Regions from separate parts of the Homo sapiens genome. Here regions 2, 3 and 4 are each linked to region 1. Evidence: chromatin contacts called from ENCODE Hi-C or POLR2A ChIA-PET data. All regions are on one chromosome and are shown on one strand. The core of a region is the stretch at or near the end of the contact, and the rest is flanking DNA. Distances in the headings are between cores, read along the strand shown.

What was found. A loop is a pair of places that touch in the nucleus more often than their neighbours do. ChIA-PET counts read pairs that join two places held with the same protein, here RNA polymerase II (POLR2A). Pooled maps may share reads with other maps.
Region 2: a map with no recorded cell type shows a loop between it and region 1 (15-fold over the local background). The contact joins the promoter of ACTR3 here to the promoter of BUB1 in region 1. A Hi-C loop is called at or near these places in 2 of 37 single-sample maps with no recorded cell type and 8 of 50 pooled maps.
Region 3: a map of transverse colon shows a loop between it and region 1 (17-fold over the local background). The contact joins the promoter of SLC35F5 here to the promoter of BUB1 in region 1. A Hi-C loop is called at or near these places in 1 of 168 maps with a recorded cell type or tissue (transverse colon), 1 of 37 single-sample maps with no recorded cell type and 6 of 50 pooled maps.
Region 4: a pooled map shows a loop between it and region 1 (5-fold over the local background). The contact joins the enhancer-like site here to the promoter of BUB1 in region 1. A Hi-C loop is called at or near these places in 2 of 50 pooled maps. POLR2A ChIA-PET finds 5 or more read pairs at or near these places in 2 of 52 experiments (GM10248 and T-cell).

What each region holds. Positions count from the first base shown.
Region 1 is chr2:110,676,677-110,679,363 of GRCh38, reverse strand. It overlaps BUB1 (BUB1 mitotic checkpoint serine/threonine kinase), which reads left to right and starts at 1,301. Exons shown (of 25, transcript NM_004336.5): 1 at 1,301-1,394. The coding sequence starts at 1,369. LOC105373554 (a long non-coding RNA gene) reads right to left here and starts at 1,152. Exons shown (of 2, transcript XR_923189.4): 1 at 767-1,152. RefSeq lists enhancers at 282-371, 632-691, 204-1,124, 1,125-2,045 and a silencer at 1,202-1,601.
Region 2 is chr2:113,888,725-113,891,411 of GRCh38, reverse strand. It overlaps ACTR3 (actin related protein 3), which reads right to left and starts at 1,323. Exons shown (of 12, transcript NM_005721.5): 1 at 1,089-1,323. The coding sequence starts at 1,132. It overlaps ACTR3-AS1 (ACTR3 antisense RNA 1), which reads left to right and starts at 420. Exons shown (of 5, transcript NR_110174.1): 1 at 420-519. LOC124906071 (a long non-coding RNA gene) reads left to right here and starts at 1,645. Exons shown (of 3, transcript XR_007087205.1): 1 at 1,645-2,687. RefSeq lists enhancers at 383-562, 613-662, 745-1,400, 1,433-1,522, 1,643-1,952 and silencers at 793-1,052, 1,293-1,352.
Region 3 is chr2:113,755,312-113,757,998 of GRCh38, reverse strand. SLC35F5 (solute carrier family 35 member F5) reads left to right here and starts at 1,357. Exons shown (of 16, transcript NM_025181.5): 1 at 1,357-1,629; 2 at 2,455-2,545. The coding sequence starts at 1,590. RefSeq lists enhancers at 582-631, 812-991 and a silencer at 1,202-1,431.
Region 4 is chr2:113,692,337-113,695,023 of GRCh38, reverse strand. The region is part of intron 1 of LINC02936 (long intergenic non-protein coding RNA 2936); the gene reads left to right. Among named protein-coding and RNA genes, the nearest start is that of LINC02936, 10 kb to the left of the region's middle. RefSeq lists enhancers at 924-1,053, 1,494-1,583. Within about 2 kb of position 1,308, at least 5 of the 41 ENCODE cell types and tissues checked have a DNase peak (open chromatin) inside an H3K27ac peak, as active enhancers do.

The DNA.
Region 1 (2,687 bases), core at 52-2,551:
GGAAAAGGGGAGGTGGTGGAGAAGAAGCTGGGAGGGACAACAGGAGAAGTGGTGGTCTCATTCCATAGTATAAGCACATTTTTTCCAATAAGTCAACCTTAGCTTACTGTAACTTTTTCACTTTATAAACTTAGTATTTTAACTTTTCAAAAAACAAACAAACAAAAAACAAAAGAAACATCAGCCTATTACATATTTCCTCTTTAGACATCTGGACTCCTCTACAAAGAGGTGTCTATTTTTGATTTTATGGTGTCTAAGAACTTGGTCTCCCAGAGTGCCCTGTCCCCCAAAAGATGTTCAAAGCTGGCATTCTATAATCTACCCAAACTCTTCTGCTTTTGTGTTAATTACAGCTGGCTGCAGAGAGAGTCCAGTCCCGTGAGCCCCATCTTCCGCTTGAAGCTGTTTGACAGGTCCCCTGTGTGGCTCAGGGCCCAGCCTTTCAGATCAGTTCAATAAAACCCAGGGGTCTACTCCAAGGACACTAACCCATCACTTTCCAGTGCCTCGTATAATTACGCAGCCGACCCTAGAACGCCCTCCCCGCCTCCACGTCCCCTCTACATGAAGGCGCTAAGCCCAAAACTCCTCAGGTTTTTCCACAGGCCGTCGTCACTCCCTCTTTGCCACGGCGTTTGAGATTCTGGGCTAAGACTATTGGTTTCAGCATCTGGGATGTTTTCTCACAGCCGAGGACGCTGAATAGAAAACTGCCAGAAAGCGGGAGGGGTCCCCGGCAGCAGGTCCCGTTTTTTCTCCCCACCTGCCTCCCGGGTGCTGCGGCTTCCGCCACGACAGTCTCGACCCTGCACACGGATTTTTTTCCTCCGTTCCATGAACCAAACATAATGATTCTGGTTTACATATTTAAGCGAAGGGGAGAAGAAACGCGACTCTCAGGACCCAAGGGCTGAGGCAGGGTTTTTCTGTCTCAAAGACCTCCAGTTAAGACATTTTTCTCCTGCAAAGCCTTTCCTACAATGATGGCTTAATCGTGTAATTATGTAAACCAGTCACAACCTGGATAGCTAAAACAAAAAAACCAATTCCCTACGCCCGAGCCAAGCCTGCTCCCCCTCGCCGTGCCGCATCCCAAACACCCCGCGCTCGCTCAGCCAACGGCCAGGTTTCGGTTCAACCGAAAACCACGGGAAGTGGGAGGAGCTACTGGCTCAAGGGAGGGAGGTGGGACTTGACCTCCGAGCAACGGCCCCGGTGATTGGCCAACCTTCTGCCGCCGCCACCAATGGGCAGGCGCCCTGAAACGTTCGGCGAGCCGACTGCGGCTGCGCGGGGTATTCGAATCGGCGGCGGCTTCTAGTTTGCGGTTCAGGTTTGGCCGCTGCCGGCCAGCGTCCTCTGGCCATGGACACCCCGGAAAATGTCCTTCAGTAAGTGTCCGTCTGGTGGGGTGGGGAAGCCCAGGGGGCTGGGGCGCCTGGGGTTCGGGCCCGGCCCGCCCCAGACCTGCCTTCTTTTGCCCCCTTCGCCCCCTTCCTGGGTTTGGAATGTGTCCCACCCAGCAAGGCCGTGGGCTGCTTGAGAGCCGGGGAGGGCTCCGGCACCTTGGGTTCCGCTGAGGCCCGGCGCTTGTCCGCCCATCTGCGCCGCGGTGGCCGTTTGGAGCAATCTGGATAATTCGTTAGGCCCTCAGAGCTCTCGTTTATTCTTTGTAAGGAATCCCCTCCTGACAGTTCAACCTAACAAAAATCCTGAACCTTGTGTTTAGATTTTGTGATACGTTTTCAAAGTCACGTATTTAACAATTCGACTACAGTAGGGAACGAATTTAAAGTTGCTCTCCTATCCATAATCTCACTGCTATTTTTTAAAAGTCTTTGAATACAGGGTACTTTAAGAAAAAAAAATTGAAAAAAAATAGCTTTGCTCATTATTGAGTGATGTGTGCCAACCTGCTAACATCACTCACTTTTTACTTAAAGTTCCCACGCCTTTGTTTTATGACTTAGATGATTTACCCAGACTGTTACTTAAAGGCATTTAAAACAATTAAGTCATAGGTTCAGGAAGTAAAACTGGTCCGTTTTATCAGTTCTTTGCGATCAGAAGACCGAGATTGTTAAATGCAGTCAAAACAAAAATCCATTTGCTCTAAGACTTTTTCTGTAACCTTCAACCTAGCCAGCAAATTATTTTCTTTCAGAAGTCCCCCGCCCCTTTTTTAAAGGTAAAGCAGATATTCCTGGTCCTGTTTTGACTTACTAAAGATTAATGTGCTTTAATGAACTGGATGTTTTACTATTACAGTGCATTTAGGTCATTTTACTAGAGAAATGTGGTTGGTGTTAGAATATGAAATGTTTACCTTGGGCGAGCCTACTAGACATATTTTGGAAGAAAGGTTCTGAAATAGGGATTTGTCCCTCTGCTATAAGACATGAGAGACATTCAAACTTCAGAATTATTATTTTTTTTAGTTTTAAAAATAAGCAATGCGTTTATATGACTAAAAGAAGATTTAGAACAGTATTTACCGAGAACTCCTGTACCTGACTACTGTCCCACTCTGTCACATGTAACCGTTTTTCTAGTTTCTTTTTGGAAATATAAATATTTACATTATTATAATATATTAAATGTCTGCACGTTTGTATACATTTTTTGCCTTTACCACACATAAAATATAACAGTATATATATACGCTGCTCTTTTGCCTAACAATA
Region 2 (2,687 bases), core at 74-2,573, 3.2 Mb before region 1:
ACAAAATGAACGACCACACTTTAAAGCCACTCTACATTTTCGCAAACTACCCTACATATCTACGAGTAACTATTTGCAACTTAAACACCCTCCTATATACCTCTATACCTTCCTGCTTCCTTCAAGATACCATCACAGAATGAACGAATACAACTTAAATTAGTTTATTTTCCAGGGTGCTTCCTTTCCCCCACTCCATGAAACATAAGTACATTTTTTTAAGTCATATAAATGGACACCAAGCACCGGTAATTCAGTCTCTTTAAAACCTGCTTAAAAGTTCTAGTAAGATGTGCTCAGGTTGGAAACTAAAAACTACCTTATAAGGGTATAAAAGACTGAAAGCAGGAAGCGGCTTTGACAAAACTAAGGAAGTTGCAGCGCGCTTGCTCACTGGGGGACTTTTTTGAGGCTACAGAAGTAACACATGACATCTTTCTCCCTCGAATTAAAATGTGACTTGGTTCACCGGTTAAAACGCAGAGGGAGATGGAAATGACCAGGAGTCGAAAGGAGAAGGTGGGTGGTCAAATGAAAGCCCCACTGTAGGTTCCCATTTTCAGAGTCCGATTCTTCCCTTTCCCCACCCACACCCTGGGCAGAATGTTGTCACAGCGATCTTGTCAAACCTACCAGGAGCGCTTCTCTTTTCTAGCTCCCCTGCCAGGCCAGTCCCCGAGCTCGGCCCCTGGGTCCCCAAACCGACTGGCAAAAACGGGCGCGGAGGGAAAGGAAAGCCGGATGGGTCGGGCCCGGGGACCACCCCCAAGACGACCGTCCCCAGCGCCCTTTGGGCGGCGCTGCCCACCGTAGTGGGGGAAGGGCCGGGAGGGGTCGCGCGGAGAAAGCCGCTGGGAGGGTTGGGGGTTGAATCTCGGGCCCGCGCCCCCGCCCCAGTCCCAGGAGGGAGAAACGAGGGGACCCGCGAGGCCCTGGCTGCGGGCCCCACCCCTCGCTGGCCGGCGGGTCTAGGACTGACAGCCGGCGGCGGCACCTCGCCGCACCATTCATTTCCCGGCCTCCTCCCTCCCCCGCCATCTTCCTTCCTCCGCCTCAGTTTCCCCACCCCCGCCCGTAAGCCCCCTTACCCCGTGCCACAGTCCACCACACAGGCCGGCAGCCGTCCCGCCATCTTCCTCCTCGCCTGCTGCTGCTGCTGCCGCCGTCTGCTCCGTGCTGCTAGGGGCCAGAGATTGGCGGCGGGAGACAAGGGCTATCTGACCATCCACAGCTGGGCCGCCTTCACCGTCCGGGGGGTAGCCGGGAAGCCGAAGCAGTAGCAAGAAAGCAGCAGGCTCGGTCGGCGGCTATCACTTCCGCAACCCAGGCAGGCAGGCAGTCCCCGCCCTGCCCCGCCGCGGCCTCCTCCCCCTCTCTCTTCCCTCCTCCTCACTCCTGCCCCCACCCTACAACTTCTTCCCCTCACGCCGCCTTTCCCCGGGAAGCCAAGATGGCCGCCGGTGCCGACGCCCCGGCCAGGCCAGGCCCAGGCCCCCAGCGCTCCCCCTTCCGCTCCGAGCGGGAGGGGCTAGCGAGCATGCGCAATAAGGTACGTTCGCCTGCCTGGGCTCCGATCCTGAAGTTGGTGAAATCCACTGCGGGTTTTCCAGGAGTGTAGAGGCGGAGAAGTCTATCCGAGCTTCCAGTTCTGCTTCTGAAGCTGGAAGGGGCTTTTCGGTTGTAACCCTTGGGTTAGTTTCAGTTACTTCTTTGCTAGGTTGAGGAAAGGGTGGAAGCGCCTCCTGCAGCCACGAATATCCTCCAGTGCCTGAGAGAAAACGGCCTAATCGAAAACGTCCGCGGCATACATCCATTCTTAAAACTTGAGTGGCTGCTTTTCTGGGTGGAAAAGAGCGGTATCAGACAGGGTGAGCAGTCGGGGAACGGATGAACAAAGACTTGCACCGTGGCCCTGATGCCTTTGTTCCGAGTTCTATTCAGTTGTACTTGTGCGTTGTTACAGGACTTTAGAATGCAGCCCTGCCCCCCAACCCCCACCTCCCAGGGCCGACCTGTGCTCCTAGGAAGGCAAACCTCCCAGGAATATATTCTGCATAACTATACAAATAGGCCTTTATTCAAGGCTTTTGGATTATGACAAAGATTACCCTCAGGAGTAGTAAGATTCTACTAGCAGGATAATAGAAAGGATTAAGGCTCCCCTCCAAAGAAAATTTTTTTAAGTTAGAAACGGAGGCGAGCCGCAGTGGGTCATGCCTGTAATTTCAATGCTTTGGAAGGCCGAGGTGGGAGGATAGGATAGCTTGAGGCTAGGAGTTCGAGACCAGCCTGGGCAACATGGGGAGACCCCCCCCCATCCCTCCAAAAAAGAAAAGAAAACTGGAAAGCCTTAAAGAAACCTTTCAAACTTTAGTGTGTATCAGAATTACCTGAAAGGTTTGTTAAAACAGATTGCTGGGCCATACCCCCAGAATTCTCTGACTGGGCTATCGGAAATAATGCCTGAGAATGTGCATATCTAATAAGTTCCTAGTTCCACTTTAGGACCCTAGAAGGTTAGTATCTTTCCTCTCTACCAGGCTTATCTTAGGATGAACCGTTCGGGGTTTGCTGATGTGAAGCTAAAACAAAAATATTCTTTAAAAGGAGGGATGTCTTATTCAGTCCATAAGATCATCTAATGTATTAAGCTGGCTTGGGGGATGAATCGGGTGTTTCATTCATTC
Region 3 (2,687 bases), core at 108-2,607, 3.1 Mb before region 1:
GCTGGGATTACAGGCATGAGCCACCGCGACCGGCCTGGTTGGTTTTTTTTTTTACTCTGCACAATAGGTTTCTGAATGACTTATTAGAGGTGTTTGATGCTGATAGTTTGAAACTGATTCGATCAATTAAAAAATGTTCATTGGTATTGTTTTATTAGTTGCTAGAATATGCATTCAACTTCACTGAAACGAGACTTAAAAGGTAAGAGGTACACTACATCGCGACTATAGGAGTAAGAAAATTTAATTTCTTCACGCCATCTGACCAAGATGTTAAATTACTGAACCCTTTAGTCTTGTTTTTGTTTTGTAGATAGAAATCAAGATGCTGGACAAACCTTTCTCATGGAATAGTCAAAATATTTAAGGAACAAATCTATACAGTTTAATAACTGCCAACATTTGGCAGGGCTCATGCCTGTAATTCCAGCACTTCGGGAGGTCGAGGCGGGCGGATCACTTAAGACTAGGAGTACGAGACCAGCCTGGCCAACATGGCGAAACCCTGTCTCTACTAAAAAATATAAAAATTAGCCGGGCATTGGTGGCTTGCGCCTGTAGTCCCGGCTACACTGGAAGCTGAGGCTGGAGAATCGCTTGAGCCCGGGAAGCAGAGGTTGCAGTGAGCTGTGATTGTGCCACTGCACTGCAGCCTGGGTGGCAGAGAAAGACCCTGTCTCAAAACAAACGAACGAACAAAAAATTGCTGACGTCTGTGAGGTTCTTATTATGTGCCATGAATTGATCTACGTCCTTCACATATGTAAACTCATGCAATCCTAGCATACACACAAAAAACCAATGTGGCAGGTACTATCATTATCGTAGACAAGGAAACCGAGGACCAGAGAAGTTGAAGTAGCTTGGCCTAGGATGTAGGTTGTAACTCCTAGAGCTGAGATCTTGTTTATATACAAAAGGTTTCAAGAATCAAAAGTACTCTAAGCCACTTTGCGTTTCGGCTGTCATCGAGAAAGGGATATCCGAAGTTTCAGGTTCGCAGTTTGTGAAACGGAACGGCCAGCTTTCGTTCTAAGGCGGGCGGAGGTTTAGCCACTCCCTCGTCCTTTGCTCTGCCCCAGACACCCACGCTCGCTTTCCTCTTCTTCCTCCACCTCGCCCTACTTCCCTTCTTCCTATCTTCTCTCTTCTTTCGCCTCGCCGCCGCGAGCCCTCGCTCGGCGACCAGAGCCTCGCATTACTTCCCCTAGCTCCGCCAAGCCTCGCTGCATACGCGACCGCGCGCAGTCCGCCGTCGCGCCCCTATGACGTCACCCGCGCGCCACCGCTTCCGGGCTGGGGACTGGGGGCGGGGCCGCGCGGAGGGCAAGCCGGGGGCGGGGCCGGGGCCAGAGCAGATCTCCGGGCCTCCGCGGCCATAGCTGACTGTGCCGTCCCTTCCCCTCACCCGCTCCACGCCCTCCTGGGCCGAGTGGAGTTGGGTGGTGTCGGGAGCCTCTCCCTGAGGGGCACCGCGTCTTCAGGAGCTGGGCCTCCAGTGCGGCGCGATGTCAGGCGCGGTGACAGCTCTGTGAGTCCGAGGCCGCGGCCGTGGCGCTGGGCGGCTGCGGGGCCTGACCGGTCCGCTCATGGTGCCGCCACGACGCCATCGCGGGGCAGGAAGGCCAGGTAGGCAGGCAGGGAAGGGCCCCGACATCACCGGAGCCCAAACCGGGACGGAGTGCCCACCAGCAGCACCACCTCCTGCCCTCGGTGGCAGCAGGAGCGCCTTGACCGAAACCGTGAAGGTCTCTAGGGGCGGAGGGAGCGGGAGCTGACAGGGGCGCCGGAGCCCTGCGCCCACCGCTGGCAATTGAGGAAGCCGTGCGTGCGCCCTCGCCTCGGCTCCCCGGGGAGGCGTCGCTGCCTTAACTGTCTTCCCCGCTCCAAAACAGAAGGATGATTTCTTTTCCCAGCTGTTTCTTTTAAAATGACTGGATGTTTTGATAGAGGTGGGTGGAGGAGCATGGAGAATCCTTTTCTTTTACCACTTGAAGAGATTGGAAAGGTGCCTTCAAGACCCACAGCAAATCACTTACTCTCCGATAACCAAATTCCACTCCAGCAGATCAGGGACAGAAAAGACACTTTTAGAAACAGTGTCTAGACGCTGTCCCCAGGGATGGATTCCTCTGGATGGAGAGGTGAATGGAGTTCCGTATTTGTGAAACTCAGAGAAGCTATTTTCTGGTAGTTAACTGTTCTTAAATGTGCCGTATGTTGTATATTACTCCCCCTCCCTGCCCGCCCCGTATCGCGTATCTCTCTAAGTATAATCTGAAGCGTGCAGTGGATACCATGAAAGTACTGAGAAAGGTGGCAAGTATGTTTAACACATTTTGGTCCTTTTCATTGATTTGCTTTGAGTTTGAAGATGAAGAGTAAAAAACGATGTGATGAATCTTACCTTGAGTTATTCACGTTTTCATAGCATAATTTCATGGTTGTTTTTAGGGGTGCTGAGTTCTTCACCTCCTTTTAGACTGAGATCTGCCAAGTTTTCCGGCATTGCTCTTGAGGATCTCAGAAGGGCTCTTAAGACAAGGTAGATTCCACGTTTATCCTCTATGTAACTTTCACACTGAACATTAGCTAACAAAAGTCAAATGTTTCTGTTATACTAATGTTCTCATTTTTAATGGTTGTTTTTCTAAAATCATCTCTAATGTGATCTGTATTTTCTAAAA
Region 4 (2,687 bases), core at 59-2,558, 3.0 Mb before region 1:
ACATGTCTTATGTACAAGTAAAGAAGCTCTGCAAATTTTAAGACACCAAGGATGGGGCATTCCCACAGCGAGGCAGGCGCTGGGTGCAGGAGGTAAGTGAGGGAGTGTTGTTCCAGTCCAGATTTGATTCACTATTTCTGAAAACATGGAAATGCATTACCAAACAATTGGACAAATATACGTTAAAATTTAAAAAGAACCTTCTGCAGAAAAGAAAGGAGCAATGGGGATAAAACAGCCACACGGTCATGGGTGTTGCACGTATAATATTTTGTTCCAGTTGAAGCTCTGTGTTTTCTTAGCCAGTTTTCTCATGACTACTGATGTACTAAGTACAATCACACCGGAGCTGGCCGACGTTAGACTGTGGGCTGTGGCCACGGATGTCAAATAACAGCCCTGGCCTCGTCCACACAGTAAAGAGCAGACCTCACACGGGATGGTTTACCATCAAGGGGTCCAGACAGAAAGGCTGTTCTAGAACCCCTCTCACTTAAAGAGCACAAATCCGAATGAATACATTGTTTTATTGTTTTACCAGTAAGGTTCTTGACACTGATGACTTACCTTCCTATCCCCAGGAAACAGATGGTAAGTGTCCTTGAGGAGAATATCCCTTCACAGCAAATTCACATCTTTCCTTCAGCCTAGAGAGATCAGACAGAGATGAAGACCTCACCACTAAAGACCCACTCTCCTAGCTGTTTTGGAGAGGTCGCTCTTGTCTTTATAAACTTCTGAAGTTGTCTCTTGGCATATTTCCCTCCCCTCAAATCCTTATAAAAACAGGTGTGGCTAAAGCCTGTCTTTGCTGAAAGAACACTCTCTTCCTTAATAGAAAATTCTCTATTGAAAACTTATTTTCCCTGGCTGGGCTCAGTGGCTCACGCCTGTAATCTCATCACTTTGACAGGCCAAGGCGGGTGGATCACACAGTCAGGAGATCAAGACCAGCCTGGCCAACGTGGTGAAATCCTGTCTCTACTAAAAATACACAAATTAGCTGGGTGTGGTGGTGCATGCCTGTAATCCCAGCTACTTGGGAGGCTGAGGCAGGAGAATAGCTTGAACCAGGGAGTTGGAGGTTGCGGTGAGCCGAGATCGTGCCACTGCACTCCAGCCTGGCGACAAAGTGAGACTCCATCTCAAAAAAAAAAAAAAAAAAAGAAGAAAAGAAAGAAAGTCGTTTCCCTTTCTGGCTTCTGTGGTTAGCGGTGCAACAGTAGCAAAACTGGTCTCAGACATGTGAGTGGGAGGCAGGAAATCTGCAAAGTGACAATGGTCACCATGTGTACTCTTCACCCTTTCTGTGTGCTAGACCAGAGGCCCATGCTGGCATGCCATTCTGACATGCACTGTGAGGGAGCTGACATTCTCAGAACAAATGCCGCATGCGTGGAAGATGGAGGAGCCCCGTGCCAAATTCCTTCTGTTTTTATCCTCCTTCCAGTAGGAGCCCCAGATATCAACTCCACAAATTTGAAACTGTGCCAGACCAGAGTGTGTAGAGAAGTGTTTGGGGAACTGTGGGAGGGGGAGAAGATAATATTGGTATAATAAAATCAAATTCGGGGCTGGGCATAGTAGCTCACGCCTGTAATCCCAGCATTTTGGAAGGCCAAGGTGGGTGGATCACTTGAGGTCAGGGGTTCAAGACCAGCCTGACCAACATGGTGAAACCCTGTCTCTACAAAAAAATACAAAAATTAGCCAGGCGTAGTGGTGCCTACCTCTAGTCCCAGCTACTCTGGAGGCTAAGGTAGGAGAATGGCTTGAACCCAGGAGGTGGAGGTTGCAGTGAGCTGAGGTCATGCCACTGCACTCCAGCCTAGGTGACAGAGTGAAACCCTGTCTCAACAAACAAACACACACACAAAAAAAAAAGAAAAGAAAAAAGAAAAAATCAAACTTGAAAAAGAACTCCATTAAAAAGAAAAAAACTGATTTCATAACTATAATAAAAATACGCTATAAATATAGTAAAATGCCATGGAGTCTGTGTCTAACTCTGAAGAAAAAAAATTGTCATCTAAAAGACAGATTCTGGAACCAAACACCAGAAAAGTTCTCAAGAAATGAATGGCTTCTTTAGAAGACAAAGAATGAGTAAGTTCAGTTGTAACCAGAAGTGAAAGCAAAGTCATCTACAGCTATGCTTGGAGATGTTGGTCTTTTCATAGCATGGTCTTTTTGTGGCATGCAGCAGTGAGGGCAAAGAAACCACTAGGGAACTTTGAAGCCTTGGTTCGCTGCTGCTAGGGATTCCATTGTACAGATCTACTATGCACCAGTTAATGGATAGTTTACTTTATCTATGCACCAGTTAATGGATATTTGAATTATTTTCAGTTTTTACTTATTATGAATAATGTGGCTTCAAACACCCCCATGTACGCTTTTAGGTAGACATAAACCTTCAATTCTCTTCATAGATACTTAGGAGTGAAATTGATGGATCGTTTGTTAAGTACAGGTTTAACTTTTTAACACACTTTCAAACTATTTTCCAAATGACTATGTCATTTTAAAATCTTACCAACACATACTTGTCAATACTTGGTATTGTCAATCTCTTAATTATAGGCATTTTAGTGGGTATGAACTGAATGTACGTTATTCTGGTTTTAGTTGCATTTCCCTAATGATTAATTATTTGGAACATTTTTCATGTGTTAGCCATTTATATA